2 separate regions of the Homo sapiens genome follow, and region 1 is linked to region 2. The links are chromatin loops, found by intact Hi-C in ENCODE. Cell type or tissue: body of pancreas. All regions are shown on one strand.

Evidence for each region. Hi-C counts contacts between places; a loop is a spot of excess contacts. Peaks named below come from ENCODE experiments on the same cell type or tissue, not always from the same donor. Only the 100,000 strongest peaks of a DNase experiment are listed, where the experiment ranks them.
Region 1: it touches region 2 in a loop (5-fold over the local background); 107 of 110 quality-filtered maps call a loop at or near these places.

What each region holds. Positions count from the first base shown.
Region 1 is chr4:88,215,149-88,223,148 of GRCh38, reverse strand. It overlaps a transcript of ABCG2 not described here. Among named protein-coding and RNA genes, the nearest start is that of ABCG2, 61 kb to the right of the region's middle. In body of pancreas, CTCF peaks have their summits at 3,937 (motif pointing left) and 6,514; a DNase peak (open chromatin) is centred at 6,548; H3K27ac peaks cover 263 bases.
Region 2 is chr4:88,512,661-88,520,660 of GRCh38, reverse strand. No RefSeq gene overlaps it. Among named protein-coding and RNA genes, the nearest start is that of PIGY, 7.1 kb to the left of the region's middle. In body of pancreas, a CTCF peak has its summit at 4,825 (motif pointing right); a DNase peak (open chromatin) is centred at 4,840; H3K27ac peaks cover 974 bases.

The sequences.
Region 1 (8,000 bases), 300 kb after region 2:
CCACCTATGAGCCTGTAAAATCAAAAGCAAATTAGCTGCTTCCTATATACAATGGGGGTAATGGCATTGGGCAAATACACCCATTCCAAATGGGACAAATTGGCCACAATGAAGGGGCTATAGGCCCATGCAAGTCTGAAATCCAACTGGGCAGTCATTAAACCTTAACATTCCAAAATGATCTCCTTTGACTTCATGTCTCATATCCAAGTCACCCTGATGGAAGAGGTAGGTTCCCATGGCCTTGGGCAGCTCTTCCTCTGTGGCCTTTCAAGGTATAGCCCCCTCTTCCAGCTGCTTTCGTGGCTGGTGTTGAGTGTCTGCAGCTTTTCCGGGTGCATGGGGCAAGCTGTTGGTGGATCTACCATTCTGGGGTCTGGAGGATGGTGGCCTACTTCTCATAGCTCCACTAGGCGGTGCCCCACTGGGGACTCTGTGTGGGGGCTCCAACCCCACATTTCCCTTCCATGCTGCCTGTATTAGTCCATTTTCACACTGCTGATAAAGACATACCCGAAACTGGGCAATTTACAAAGGCAAGAGGTTCAATGGCAAACTCACAGTTCCACATGGGTGGGGGAGCCTCAATCATGGCAGAAGGCCAGGAGTAGCAAGTCACATCTTATGTGGATGGTGGCAGGCAAAGAGAGAGCTTGTGCAGGGAAACTTCTATTTTTTTTAAACCCTCAAATCTCATGAGACTCATTCACTATCACGAGAACAGCGGCCCACGATTCAGTGACCTCCCACCAGGTCCCTCCCACAACATGTGGGAATTCAAGATGAGATTTGGGTGGGGACACAGCCAAACCATATCACTGCCCTAGCAGAGGTTCTCCATGAAGGCTCTGTCCCAGAAGCAGACTTCTGTCTGGACATCCAGGCATTTCCATACTTCCATACATTTCCTCCAAAATGTAGGCGGAGGTTCCCAGACTCAATTCTTGACTTCTGCACACCTGCAGGCCCAACACCATATGGAAGCTGCCAAGGCTTTGGGGCTTACACCCACTGAGGCAATGGCCTGAGCTATACGTTGGCCCCTTTAGCCACAGATGGAGTGGCTGGGATGCAGGGCACCAAGTCCCAAGGTTGCACATAGCAAGAGGGCCCTGGACCTAGCCCAGGAAACCACTTTTCCCTCCTAGTCTTCAGGGACTGTGATGGGTTGGGCTGCTGTGAAGGTCTCCGACATGTCCTAGAGACATTTTCTCCATTGTCTTGGTGATTAACATTCAGCTCCTTGTTACTTATGCAAATTTCTTCAGTGTGCTTGAATTTCTCCCCAGAATAAGGGTTTTCTTTTCTATTGCATCATCAGGCTGCAAGTTTTCCAAACTTTTATGCTCTGCTTCCTCTTGAATGCTTTGCTGCTTAAAAATTTCTTCCACCAGATACCCTAAATCATCCCTCTCAAGTTCAAAGTTCCACAGATCTCTAGGGCAGGGACAAAATGCCACCAGTCTTGTTGCATAGCAAGAGTGACCTTTACTCCAGTTCCCAAGAAGTTCCTCATCTCCATCTGAGACCACCTCAGCCTGCACTTTATTGTCCATATCACCATCAGCATTTTGGTCAAAACCATTTAAAAAGTCTCCAGGAAGTTCCAAACTTTCCCACATCCTCCTGTCTTCTAAGCCGTCCAAATCTCTAGGAAATTCCAAACTTTCCCACATTTTCCTGTCTTCTTCTGAGCCCTCCAAACTGTTCCAGTCTCTGCCTGTTACCCAGTTCCAAAGTCGTTTCTACATTTTTGGGTATCCTTATAGCAGCAACCCACTCTCTGCGGTACCAATTTACTGTATTAGTCCGTTCTCATGCTGCTATGAAAAAATACCCGAGACTGAGTAGTTTATTTTTATTTTATTTATGTATTTATTTTGAGACACAGTTTCATTCTTGCCTAGGCCGGAGTGCAGTGGCATGATCTCAGCTCACTACAACCTCTGCCTCCCAGGTTCAAGCGATTCTTGTACCTCAGCCTCCCTAGTAGCTGGGATTACAGGTCCACACTAACACACCTGTCTAATTTTTGTATTATTAGTAGAGATGGAGTTTCACCATGTTGGCCAATCTGATCTTGAACTCCTGACCTCAAGTGATCCGCCCACCTTGGCCTCCCAAAGTGCTTGGATTACAGGCTTGAGCCACTGTACCCAGCCAGAGACTGGGTAATTTATAAACGGAAGAGGTTTAATGGACTCACAGTTCTACAGGGCTGGAGAAGCCTCAGGAAGCTTACAATCATGGCAGAAGGGGAAGCAAACATGTCCTTCTTCACATGGTATCAGGAAGGAGAAGTGCTGAGCAAAGAGGGGTGGGAAAGTGCCTTATAAAACCATCAGATCTCATGAGAACTTACCATCACAAGAACAGCATGAGGGTAACCACCCGCATGATTCAATTACCTCCCACCAGGTCCTTCCCATGACACATGGGGATTATGGAAACTACAATTCAAGATGAGATTTGGGTAGGGACATAGCCAAACCATATCACTGGTCTACCGTTCTCTGTCAGTCTACAGGAGGCAAAGCAAGGCTGACAGAAGGATGCTCCTTCAGGAGGAAGCAGCAGTAAAAGCACTTTGAATCAAGATAAATGGGAAGCCACCCCAATAAACACATTTTAGATATTTTAGAAAAAGAAAGAAATACACACACAAATTGAAAATAACAATTGTTGGCAAGAATGTGGAGAGATTGGAACTCTTGTGCACTGTTGGTGGAATGTAAAATGGTGTAGCTACTGTGGAGAACAGTATGGTGCTTCCTCAAAAAACTAACCATAGAATTACCATACAATCCCACAATTCCACTTCTAGATATATACCCAAAAGAACTGAAAGCAGAGGCTCAGACAGATGTTTATACACAGCAGCATTATTTACAACAGCCAAAAGTGGAAGCAACCCTAATGTTCATCAACTGTTGAATGAATAAACAAAATGTGGTATACACAGAGAATGGAGGATTATGCAGCCTCAAAAGGGATGAAAATTCTGACTGCAGCATGAATGAACCTTGAAGACATTATGCTAAGAGAAATAAGGACAAATACTACATGATTCCACTTATATTAGGTAGTGAGGGTAGTCAAATTCATAGAGACAGAAAGTAGAATGGTTGCCACTGAGGACAGGGTGGAGTGAAGAGTTGTTTAATGGGCAAGAAGTTTCAGTTTGGAAGATGAAAGAAGTTCTAGAGATGGATGGTAGTGATGGTTGCACAGCAATGAATATACTTAATGCCATAAAACAGTACACTTAAAAACTATTTGAGCCTGTAATCCCAGCACTTTGGGAGGCCGAGGCGGGTGGATCACGAGGTCAGGAGATCGAGACCATCCTGGCTAACATGGTGAAACCCCATCTCTACTAAAAATACAAAAAAAAAAAAAAATAGCCAGGCGTGGCACTGTGCGCCTGTAGTCCCAGCTGCTGGGGAGGCTGAGACAGGAGAATGGCGTGAACCTGGGAGGCGGAGCTTGCAGTGAGCGGAGATCGCGCCATTGCACTCCAGCCTGGGTGACAGAGCAAGACTCGGTCTCAAAAAAAAAAAAAAAAAAAAAAATTTGAATGGTACATTTTTATATTATGAATATTTTACCACAGTAGAAGAAAATAAAACAACTCTACCCTCAGGTATTTGCATGTCTGCCTCCTACTTATTCTTCACTTTTCTGCTGAAATAGCATGTCCTCAGGGAAGCCTCTCCTATTGCTCTATGTAATTTCCTTGTAGAACATATCACTGTCTGAAATTACCTTTTTTATACGTGCTATCATCTGTCTTCTCCATTGGAATATAAGCTTTTCGAGCATAAGATCTTTGCTTTATTCAAAGCTGTATCCTAACACTTCGTTTTTGTCACATGGTAGCTATTCAGTGAATACTTGCGGAACAGTGTACTGAGAAAAAAGAAAGGGCTCCACCTGGAGGTTGTGTTAGTAAATGTACTTTGTGGGAATTTTAAATGTACAATACTCAAAAGTAAAAATCAAACTGAACATTTAACTTCAAAGCAGTATTAGCCGTGATAGTGGAGTGAGAAGTCATGAAGAAAAGTGTACAAGCACCTCTGTGTAAAATATTTCCCTTTTCACATCAACTCCCTGCTTAGGTTCCCAATTCCCAGGACCTCAGCAGTTCCCGTATTTCCTTTCTATGTATCGCCTGTTCATTTACCTACCGTCAATGGCTGCTTTGGTGCTACAATGCCAATATAGAGTGATTGGAAAAAGACTGCATGGCCCACAAGCCTAAAATATTCACTATCTGGCCTTTTACAGAAAAAGTTTACCAACCAACCAATGATGTAGGTAAAGATAATAGACTAGAGATATTGTCTACTCTTCTCTGAGAACTTTCATGATAGTCATTCAAGTCAATCAAGAAATGTTTATTGGGATTGGAGACTATTATTCTAAGTAACTCAGGAATGGAAAACTGAACATTGCATGTGCGTACGTTCTCACTCATAAGTAGGGGCTAAGCTATCAGTATGCAAAGGCTTAACAGTGGACTTTGGGGACTCAGGGGAAAGGGTGGGAAGGGGGTGAGGGATAAAAGATTGCAAATTGGGTTCAGTGTGTACTGCTTCGGTGATGGGTACACCAAAACTTCACAAATCACCACCAAAGTACTTACTCATGTAACCAAATACCACCTGTTCCCCAAATCTTAGGGAAATAAAAAATTAATTAAAAAACAAGAGAAATGTTTACTGAGTTCCTACTATGTTTCCAGCACTGCGTTAGTCACTAGGGATAGAACAGTGAATGAAATAGAAATACCTGCTGTTATGAAGCTCACTTTCTAGACGGAGGAGGACAAATAATAAACAATAAACAAATAAATAATGTATGTTAGACGGTGAGAAGGGTTACAGACAGATGCATAGTAAGAAGTAATCAGGAAGGCAAAGAAAGGTTTTGCAATTTTAAACAGAGTGGTTGGGGTAGGCCTTGTTAAGAGGTTGACATTTGAGCAAATATTTGAAGAAAGACTGAGAGGGAATGAAGATATCATCTGGGAGGAAAGTATTTCAGGTAGAGGGAACGGAGGCAGGAACATGTCTAGCGTGCTAGAGAAACACCTGGGAGACCAGTGAGGATAGCAGAAACATTCTACCTGGGTTCTCACACTCGTGTGTTCCTTTTTTTTTTTTTTTTTTTAATTTTTAGAAACATCGTCTTACTCTGTCAACCAGTCTGGAGTGCAGTGGCATGATCATAGCTCACTGCAGCCTCAAACACCGGGGCTCAAGCAGTCCTTCCACTTCAGTCTCCTAAGTAGTTGGGACTACAGGAACATGCTACTGTGCACTGCTAATATTTTATTTTTAGAGTCTGGGTCTATGTTGCCCAGGGTAGCCTTGAACTCCTGGCTTCAAGAGACCCCGCTGCCTCACCTTCCCAGAGTGCTGGGATTACAGGCATGAGCCACCATGTTTAGTCCCATGCATCCATGCATTCTTTTTTTTTTTTGAGGCAGGGTCTCATTCTGTTGCCCAGGCTGGAGTGCTGTGGCGTGATCTTGGCTCACTGCAACCTCCACCTACTGGGTTCAAGCAATTCTCCCTCCTGAGCCTCCTGAGTAGCTGGGACTATAGGCACACACCACCACACCTGGCTAATTTTTGTAATTTTTAGTAGAGACAGGGTTTCGCCATATTGGCCAGGCTGGTCTTGAACACCTGACCTCAAGTGATCTGCTCACCTCGGCCTCACAAAGTGCTGAGATTATAGACATGAGCCACCGCGCCTGGCCTCCATGCATTCTTGTTATGTGCAAATATTGACTGCTGGTTTAAGGTATCTTCCCCTTCCTGTAGGACAACATCCCAACCTTGCAGGGTATCCCTGCTCACACTATAATTAAGCCTTAGGCAGGCCAATTCACTGTTCTATCAAGCCAGCTGCTCTGTAAGATCTAGGTATATACTGAATTTTGAGAATATGAGACTTCTTTTACCATAATATATGCCCATGATCATGGACGATATTATATGGAATACTAAGGCAACAGATAAGGCATTCTGTAACTTCATAACAGTGGTATTAGTAGAAGCTCTGCAGGCAGGGAATAAAATGTAAAAAAAAAATTTTTTTTTTTTTTGAGACGGAGTCTTGCTCTGTCACCCAGGCTAGAGTGCAGTGGCATGATCTTGGCTCACTGCAACCTCCACCTCCCGGGTTCAAGTGATTCTCCTGCCTCAGCCTCCCGAGTAGCTGGGATTACAGGTGCCCACCACCACGCCCAGCTAATTTTTGTATTTTTAGTAGAGAGGGGGGTTTCGCCATTTTGGTCAGGCTGGTCTTGAACTCCTGACCTCAGGTGATCTGCCCTCCTCGGCCTCCCAAAGTGCTGGAATTACAGGTGTGAACCACTGCGCTTGGACACAGTGCAAAATTTTATCCAGAATATGTAGCTATTCCTGAGAAGATAAAAGGCTGTTCCTTTCATGTTGGGAAAAGTTCACACAATCAGCTACTACTAGGTGGCCATCTGGTCACCCCGGACAATAGTGCCTTATCAGCGGCTTAGTGTTGACTTTGGCTGTTGGTCAACGGGACATTCAGCAGTAGGTATAGTTACAGCAGCCTTGGTGAGGGAAAACCATGTTATTAGCTCACACGTAGCTTCCTTCCATGCTGGCACAGTTTGCACACGGAGCCACTGAACAAGCACTGGGATACCTGGAGAAAGAGGCTTACTGACATTCACAAAATAGATCATCTTGATCATTTGATTTTTGAGAACCTCCACCATCGTGATACAATCTACTGGATGTACACGCGGCACAAAAATATTCCCACCCTCTGTGTCCATTCCAAAAGGTCCATGCATAGTCCATCTAATCACCAATTTTTCAATTAGTTGTTTTCAAGTCTCCAGCCAGCCAGCCAATCCAGTAGCCACGGCTCATAAGTCACTAGAGATCTTTGTGCCTTAAGCATGAAGTAAACAGCCAGATATATCGCTCAAGGTTCTGTCCACTGGGAGGATTTCCCTTCAGCACAGTCTTTAACAGTCACACCTAAGTGGGTTTAACAGTCTCGCCTAAGTGTAGTCGTCCCCTTCTTGTCAGTGTCAGCATCATTTTGAGATCCATAATGTGCAAGCTAGCCCCCATAACAAAGAAATACCCTGCCCAAAATGTCAGTGGGGCCAAGGTTGAGAGAAACACTGGTTTGAAGGAAGATTCATGATATTCATCAGTGGATGGAAGAGCTTTCAGTCTCCTAACTGACATAGGTCTGGGAATTAGGTACAACGCACAATTTGGCAACTCGAGTTAGGTTTCTGCCTAACGGACCTAGATTTTTTTCTGCCTAGATGTCAAGCAGCATCTTAGGAAGCAGCGAATTAATGATTTTTCAGGACCCCATCATCCATTAGCCCTTGCCAGGGGGCACAGCAGATCAAAGCAGTTCGATTACTATTCCATCTCTGTGGTTTACTGTGGTAGTTGCACCATGTTGTCCCTAACAGTGAAGTTACTACTTGGCCTTTGACATGCCAGGACCCCATTATTCCCACTGAAATGAAAGCACACATTTTCACTGCAGCCTTGTCCAGCAACAGCTGTGACCTACAGTGCTCCTTGAGGATGCTAGTCCCTGACTCACTAGTGCATTTCCTTATGTCTTAGTGAAAGGAGAGTTTTTTGAATCCTCCCAAAAGAGTCAAGTTAGTAAATGGCTGAGAAGATTGAACATAATGGACCGAGTCCTATTTCCTTGAATTTTGTAACTCTTTGTCTATAATATGTTAGGAAATTTCTGGCATTTCAACCTCATTAACTCCAAACTATCATTGAGTCCAGGATTTCATTGGCTAACTTTTTCAGACTGTTAGGACCATCCCCAGTACTCCAGCCAACATGCTATATTCTAAATCCTGGGGGAGTACACTCAGGTCAATTAATTTGGCTTGAATATTATACTTTATCCCCATTGGTCTAACACCCTTATAATTTACACTCTCAGCTCTTCCC
Region 2 (8,000 bases):
TTTCAGTAGTTAACCCAAAGAAACCTAAGAACTGAATACAAACTTTATTTTTATTGGAATCTTATGTTAACAGAAACCTTAAACAGTGATTCTTCTGCATCAAAAAATTAAAACATGTTAGATGTGTTTTCTTTTGAATTCAAGGTATACTGTAGTACAAACAACATGTTAAAATTACCCTATGGCAACATACAGATAACCTGAAAGACTACAGGTTCCCAGGTATTTCCTGAAGAGTTGTTCTTTTCAATTAACCCTAAATCTCACACTTAACCAAGTCAGGGAAAAGGAAACAATTCTGAAAAACAAGTACATACTATATCTCAAGAAGTCAATTTCAATTTCAGCATTTGGAAGTTGAGTGTTTTACTATTTCAGGAAACACTGACAAGAATGCCCTGGGGGGGTTTAGTATTTAACACCATCCCCTCACTAATAGAATTTATTTAGCAATCAGTTGTTACAGTATAAACATATACCAGGTACAATTATAAACACAGTGCTGTGTCTTCAATCGTATAACCCTAAAGAGTAGGTAATATTGGCACCATTTTACAGATAAGGAAACAAGCACAGAGAGATTAAGTGACTTACCCAAGGTAACATAGCTAATAATTGGATGGAAATGTAAACCATCTAGCCATCTGGCTTCAGTCTTAACTACCAAGCCATGTGCCACTTTATTTTGGGCTATTTGGTCCTTTCTATTTACAAGAAAAACAGAGAAATCAAAATGCTTAGTTTCTAATTCTTATTCAAGATTGGACTAGGTGACCACCCAATCCCCTCCTTTTTTTTTTTTTGAGACAGGGTCTTACTCTGTTGCCCAGGCTGGAGTGCAGTGGCATGGTACGATCATGGCTCACGGCAGCCTCCACCTCCTGAGTTCAAGTGATTCTCCCACCTCAGCCTCCCAAGTAGCTGGGACTACAGTCATGTGCCACCATGCCTGGCTAATTTTTTTTTTGTATTTTTTTGTAGAGATGGGGTTTCACCATGTTGTCCAGGCTGGTCTCAACTCCTGGGCTCAAGCGATCCACCCGCCTCGGCCTCCCAAAGTGCTGGGATTACAGGAGTGAGCCACCGCACCCAGCCAGTACCCTTCTTATTGCTTAAGGCACCGTATGCTTTATTCTAGCACTTAACCTTGTGCTGCAATTGTCTGGTTTTTGTCTCCTGTCTATACAGTAAATGCTGAACATTTTAAATCTAATGTTTAGCACAGAGCAGGCACTAAGTGCCTCCTGAGTGAACACATGGCTCTGAGAAGCCTTATAACTTCAGCCAGTTACTTAGCATTCTGGGCCTCATTTTTAGGGCTAAAAAGTCCTTACCCTTGTTTCATAAAATGGTGAGGATGAAATAAAATTTTACCTGCGAGGGTACTTTGTAAAGAACTAAGTGATACTTCTAGAGACCACGTGAGGAACTTTGTGGACCCATTCACCAGGGAAACAAGCCTAACTAGTGAAAATTATAAACAAAACAACCATTTAAATGGTCTGGAAATTGTCCTAAAGGCATACAGCTCATTAAATGAAGAAACATTCAAGGAAACCTACTGAAACTTAATAAGAACAGCAAGTTTTTGTCATCTGACCCACCAACCACTTGTTTTCTGCTCCCTCTGTTTGGCGATGGCCACTCCAGGAGAGTGTAATCAAGAACACGGGGCTCGCTCTTCCCCCAGCTCCTAGTTGAGGGTTATGGTACCTCCTCGGAGGCATAGGCCATCAGCATAGTAAAGGTAATTATGTAATTATAAAAGACAGTATAAATGCGTGTTTTGTCATTCTTATTTATAGGGCAATTATATAAAAAAACCATGTTTATGCAAGATGCATTGTATTTGGGAGCCTGTAACATATATAACATATTTAGCATTAACATCACAAAGGAAATGGAGGTAAGCAAAGCTGTATTTGCAGTATGAAAATGATACCAGATAGTAACTTGAATTCATAAAAATACATGAAGAGAACCATAAGAGATAAATAATGTAATGAATGCTATAAATATATACTTGCTGTCCTTTTCTCAGTTTAAGATACATCAGATTATATAAAATAATTATAACTAAGTATTGAGTTTGTAACATACAGATGTGATTACATAACAATAGCACAGCAAGAGGAAAAAAGGAATTGAGCACTTGATATGTGGCTAGATAAAAGTAATGCTTCTATATCTTATCGACACTTTTTTGTTGTTGCTGTTGTTTGAGACAGAGTCTCACTCTCACCCAGGCTGGAGTGCAGTGGCACGATCTCTGCTCGCTGCAACCTCCGCCTCCTGGGTTCAAGTGATTCTCCTGTCTCAGCCTCCCCAGTAGCTGGGATTACAGGGGTGCACCACCATGCCTGGCTAATTTTTGTGTTTTTAGTAGAGACGAGGTTTCACCATGTTGGCCAGGCTGGTCCTGAACTCCTGATCTCAAGTGATCCACCCTCCTCTGCCTCCCAAAGTGCTAGAATTACAGGAGTGAGCCACCATGCCCAGCCTCTTATTGACACTTTTATGAACAGATCAGCAGTTTTAAAAGACCTCTTAAGCCTTCATACACTGCTGGTGAGAATATAAAATGTTGCAGCTTCTTTGGAAAACAGCAAGACCACAAAAGGTCAAATGTAGAGTTGCCACATGACGCAGCAATTTTACTCCCAGGTATATACTCAAGAGAAGTGAGAACTTAAGTATTCACGACAGCTTGTATGCAAATGTTCATAGCAGCATCATTTAGGATAGCCAAAAAGTAGAAACAACCCAAACGTCCATAAACTGATGAATAGATAGATAAAATGTGATATGAATATAATGAAATAATATTTGGCAATATAAAGTGATAAAGTACTGATATATGCTAGACTATGGATGAACCTTGCAAACATCATGCTAAGTCATAGAAGCCAGTTACGAAAGGTCACATAGTCTAATTTCATTTATTTGAAATGTCCATAATAGTCAATCTCTACAGACAGACAGTAGATTAGTAGCTGCATAGAGCTGGAGAAGAAGGGGGAGATTGTGCAGTTTTGGCTAAAGGGTACAAGGTTTCTCTTTGGGGTGATAAAAATGTTCTAAAATGGACTATGGTGGCAATTTGGGAGGCCAAGCTGGGAGGATCACTTGAGCCCGGGAGTTCGAGACCAGCCTGGGCAACATAGGGAGACCCTGTCTCTACAAAAAACTAAAAATCTAAAAAAAAAAAAAATTAGCTGGGCATGGTGGTATGTGCCTGTGGTCCCAGCTACTCAGGAGGCTGAGGTGGGAGAATCCAGCCCAGGAGGTCAAGGATGTGGTGAGCCATGATCATGCCACTGCACTCCAGCCTGGGCAACCGAGCAAGACCCTGTCTCAAAAAAAAAAACAAGAAAAACCCCAAACAGAAAAATTGACTATGGTGATGCTTGCACAATTCTGTGAAGATACTAAAAACCATTGAGTTGTACACTATATATGGCTGAGTTACATGCTATGTGAATTATATCTCAATAAAGTTGTTAGAGGAAAATTAAAAAAGCAGTATCTCAGTGTCCAGCCTAAGGCTCAGTGGTTCCAGGTCACTTGCTGGAGGTCAGATGCTGGTTAGAGGCATGGCCAAAAGTGAATGCAGGTCTTACGCCTTCTAAATTTTGTCCACCCATTGTGCTACTTCTAGTGACCCTATGAAATATGACACCCTGTATTGGGAATTCAACAGGTTTCTAGTGTTCCTTCCCAAGCTTCTCACTAGCAAATCATCCTGGCTTCATATCTGTTCACAGGGACACAAGCTGCCCATTACGTACCTCATGCTGCACGCCATGGCTTTGACCCCAACACTTCCATTTGTTACACTGTAAACCCACCATGAGGAACACTGCCTTATTCCTACATTAATGAAACTCTTCCCCACTCCTCCTCCTTCTCAATAATCCGCTGACTTCACAATGCCAGGGGACCTACTGCTTCCTTAGAGACTCTTAACAAGATTCTCTTTTTAAGTGTCCTCAGCTGCATCACTGACAAATCATCTTTAACCACGTTAATGAGATCCTTCCCACCAGCTCTAAATGAGAAATTCCCATCCTGAGGGAGCAAAACCTGGCCTATTGTGACCTACTGTCCTTCTTTATTTGCAGCCAATCCTGCAAAGAAGGGGATTTTTTTTTTTTTTTTTTTTTTTTTTTTTTTTTTTGAGACGTAGTCTCGCTCTGTCGCCCAGGCTGGAGTTCAGCGGCGCAATCTCGGCTCACTGCAAGCTCTGCCTCCTGGGTTCACGCCATTCTCCTTCCTCAGCCTCCTGAGTAGCTGGGACTACAGGCGCCCGCCACCACGCCCGGCCAATTTTTTGTATTTTTTAGTAAAGATGGAGTTTCACCGTGTTAGGCAGGATGGTCTCAATCTCCTGACCTTGTGATCCGCCCGCCTTGGCCTCGCAAAGTGCTGGGATTACAGGCGTGTATTTTTAGTAGAGACGGGGTTTCACCGTGTTAGCCAGGATGGTCTAGATCTCCTGACCTCGTGATCCGCCCGCCTCGGCCTCCCAAAGTGCTGGGATTACAGGCGTGAGCCACCGTGCCCGGCCCAAAGAAGGGGATTTTAAGGAGGCCCCTCTGAACTTGAGACTGCATCTGTAAGATGAAAATTATGATACCTACTTCCAGACCAAGGGAGAGTTTTAAATTAGGTAGAAAATGTAAAACTATCTAGAAGAGCCAAGAGCCACGGTAGATTCTCCCTACTGTGTGTAGTGGTGGAGAAAGCCTGTCCACTATTCCAAGTTTTGTCCCTCTTAGTGAAATGCTCCATTTGGAAGCGAGTGTTGTCTTCCGCATTTGCCACTAGATGGCACTTTTGGTTAACTCATGGGACCACTGGCAATTGATCCCTCAGAAGGAAGCAGAAAGACAAGTGCACTGCTGAAATGCAGAGCTAGGTAGCATCCAGCAGAATGCCATGACAGCCGACGTGAATCCTGAAAAATGAATAGGAATAACCAAGACAGAGGAGGAGGCAGAATTGAAGCGAGGAGGTGAGGAACAGGGAGAGATAGTGGTGCAATGGGAAGAGGGTTCCAGGCAAAAGAAAAAGCATGTGTGAAAACACAGAATAAGAGACTGGGCCCATTCAAGAAACTGAAATAGAATCATGGGCTGCTTAATGATGTTTCCAGTAACAACAGACCACATATACAACGGTAGTCCCATAAGATTATATTAGGAGCTAAAAATTCCTGTTGCCTAGTAGCGTCATAGCTGTCATAATGTTGTAAAGGAATTGCTTTATTTTTAAAATAAATTTAGTGTAGCCTAAGAGTACAGTGTTTATAAAGTCTACAGTGGTGTAATGTCCTAAGCCTTCACATTCATTCACCACTTACTCACTGACTTAGAGCCACTTCCAGTCCTGCAAACTCCATTCATGGTAAGTACCATTTTTTATCTTTTATATCATATTTTTACTGTACCTTTTCTATTTTTAGATATACAAATATTGACCATTGTGTTACAATTGCCTACAGTGTTCAGAACAGTACACATGCTGTACAGGTTTGTAGCATTGTGCAAACATCACAGAGTGTACTTACAAACACAGCGCGTAAGTATACTCTGTGATGTTTGCACAATAAGAAAATCGCCCAAACAGTGGGAGATGAGGCTGGAACTGTACACAGGGCACATCAAGAGGGATTCGGGAGCTGTAATAATAGTCAGTGTCAGTGAAATCGGAATTTATTACCTGACTTTTAAATTGTTTGGATTTGTGCAGCTGATAAACACTATGGCTCTTTTTCCCATAAAAAAGGAAAAAGAAAAAAAAGCACGTGCAGCATTCCAGAGGGTTTGTATGTTACAGATCCCTGCTGTGGCAAGTGTTCATACTTACAGTACAGTAAACACTTGTCACATGTAGATATTGAGTACTAGAAATGTGACTAATGTGACTGAGAATCTTTTACATTTATTGAATTTTTATTAAAGAGCCAATATAGGATGGCACAGTTCTAGACTGTTTTTCCCACTGCTGCCAATGAATGTGTTTACTTTTCAAAATTCTTCAAAGACAAAGCCTTACCTACAGAGGAGTCCAACTTATTGGATAGTGCAGATACAGATTTCCAGCTTCACAGGAAGCTCTGTTGGGCAGTGTTGGTCTAGATACAAGGAGAATGTTGAGAGGCTAATAAAGTGATGGGACAAGAGATTTTTTTTTTTTTTTTTTTTGAGACTGAGTCTTGCTCTCTCGCCCAGGCTGGAGTGCAATGGCACAATCTCAGCTCACTGCAACCTCCACCTCTCGAGTTCAAGCAATTCTCCTGCCTCAGCCTCCCGAGTAGCTGGGATTACAGGCACCTGCCACCGTACCCAGCTAATTATTGTATTTTTGGTAGACAGGGTTTCACCATGTTGGCCACGCTGGTCTCGAACTCCTGACCTCGGGTGACCCACCTGCCTCGACCTCCCAAAGTGCTGGGATTACAGGTGTGAGCCACTGCACCCAGCCAGTAGATGATGATCTTGAGCTTAGTGCACTGGCAGTAGTGGGGTTACAGAGATGTTAAAACTAAAATTATTAGAACTTGACTTGCATGTGGAATGTGGTAAAAGAGAGGGAGAAATGGAAGATAACTGTAGGCTTCTTCTTGAAGATATTGGTGGGATCACTCCAAGCTGTGAAATATGGAAAAACATTTTTGGAATAAAAAATGACAACTTTCTCCTTGCAAATGTTCAGATTACAGAGCCAAGGGGCATGCAGGTAGTGACATAGACTATATAGAAAAATGGCTATCGTGCTGGAATATATGAATTCCTTTAGGTCAGAGGTATAGCTCCAGGTATCACAGGTAGACCTCATCTATCAGCTTAAAGAGGAGACACGTTAGCCGCGGGCCCAGTAATAACTGAAGCCAGAGACTTGATCAGGAGTCCAGGGGTTGGGGGTGTAAGGATACAAAGGAAATGGAAAATAAGTCAAGAAAAGGAGAGCAACAGTCTCGTTTCAAGGAGAAAGTAGTCAACAGTTTCAAATGCAGTAGAAATGATTTAAGATGGAAATAACAAGTTTCTGTTGATTTTTACAACAAAAAAAGTCATCTGTGACATTTACTGGAGCAGTCTGAGTGGGAGAAGTGGGGGACTGGAGGGCAGATCACAGTGTCATGGAGAGATTAAGGCAGGAATTTCCTAATTGCAGATTTTTAGGAAAAAGAACAGGAAGAAGGAAAAGGGGGATTATATAATGAAGAGGAAAATTCTAAAATGTATTATCTTAATGGCAGAAATGTGGATATGGAAGAGCCTGTGGTGAAGCAATTGAAGATTAGAAGATACAGGAAAGCTGGCTGGGCATAGTGGCTCACGCCTGTAATCCCAGCACTTTGGGAGGCCAAGGTTGGTGGATCACCTGAGGCCAGGAGTTGAGACCAGCTTGGGCAACATGGCCAAACACTGTCTCTACCAAAAATATAAAAATTAGCTGGGTGTGGTGTGCATGCCTGTAATTCCAGCTACTTGGGAGGCTGAGGCATGAGAATCGCTTGAACCCAGGAAGCAGAGGTTGTGGGGAGGCAGAGGTTGTGGTGAGCCAGCATCGCACTACTGCATTCCAGCCTGGGCAATAGAGCGAGGCTCTGTCTCAAAAAAAAAAAAACAAAAACAAAAAAACCAAAACAAAACAAAAAAACAAAGATATAGGAAAGCATGGAGAAATGATGGAGGTCTTGGAGGCGGAAAGGAATGCAATCAGACACCTCTCCTCAGAGACAGGGAGGGAGAAAGAAACAAAGGGTGATAGAAGTGGGTTTATAGATGGCTAACAAGTAGGAAATTCCAGGCCTGGCGCGGTGGCTCACCCCTGTAATCCCAGCACTTTGGGAGGCCAAGGTGGGTGGATCACGAGGTCTGGAGATCAAGACCACCCTGGCTAACACGGTGAAACCCCATCTCTACTAAAAATAAAAAAAATTAGCCGGGCGTGGTGGCACGTGCCTGTAGTCCCAGCTACTCGGGAGGCTG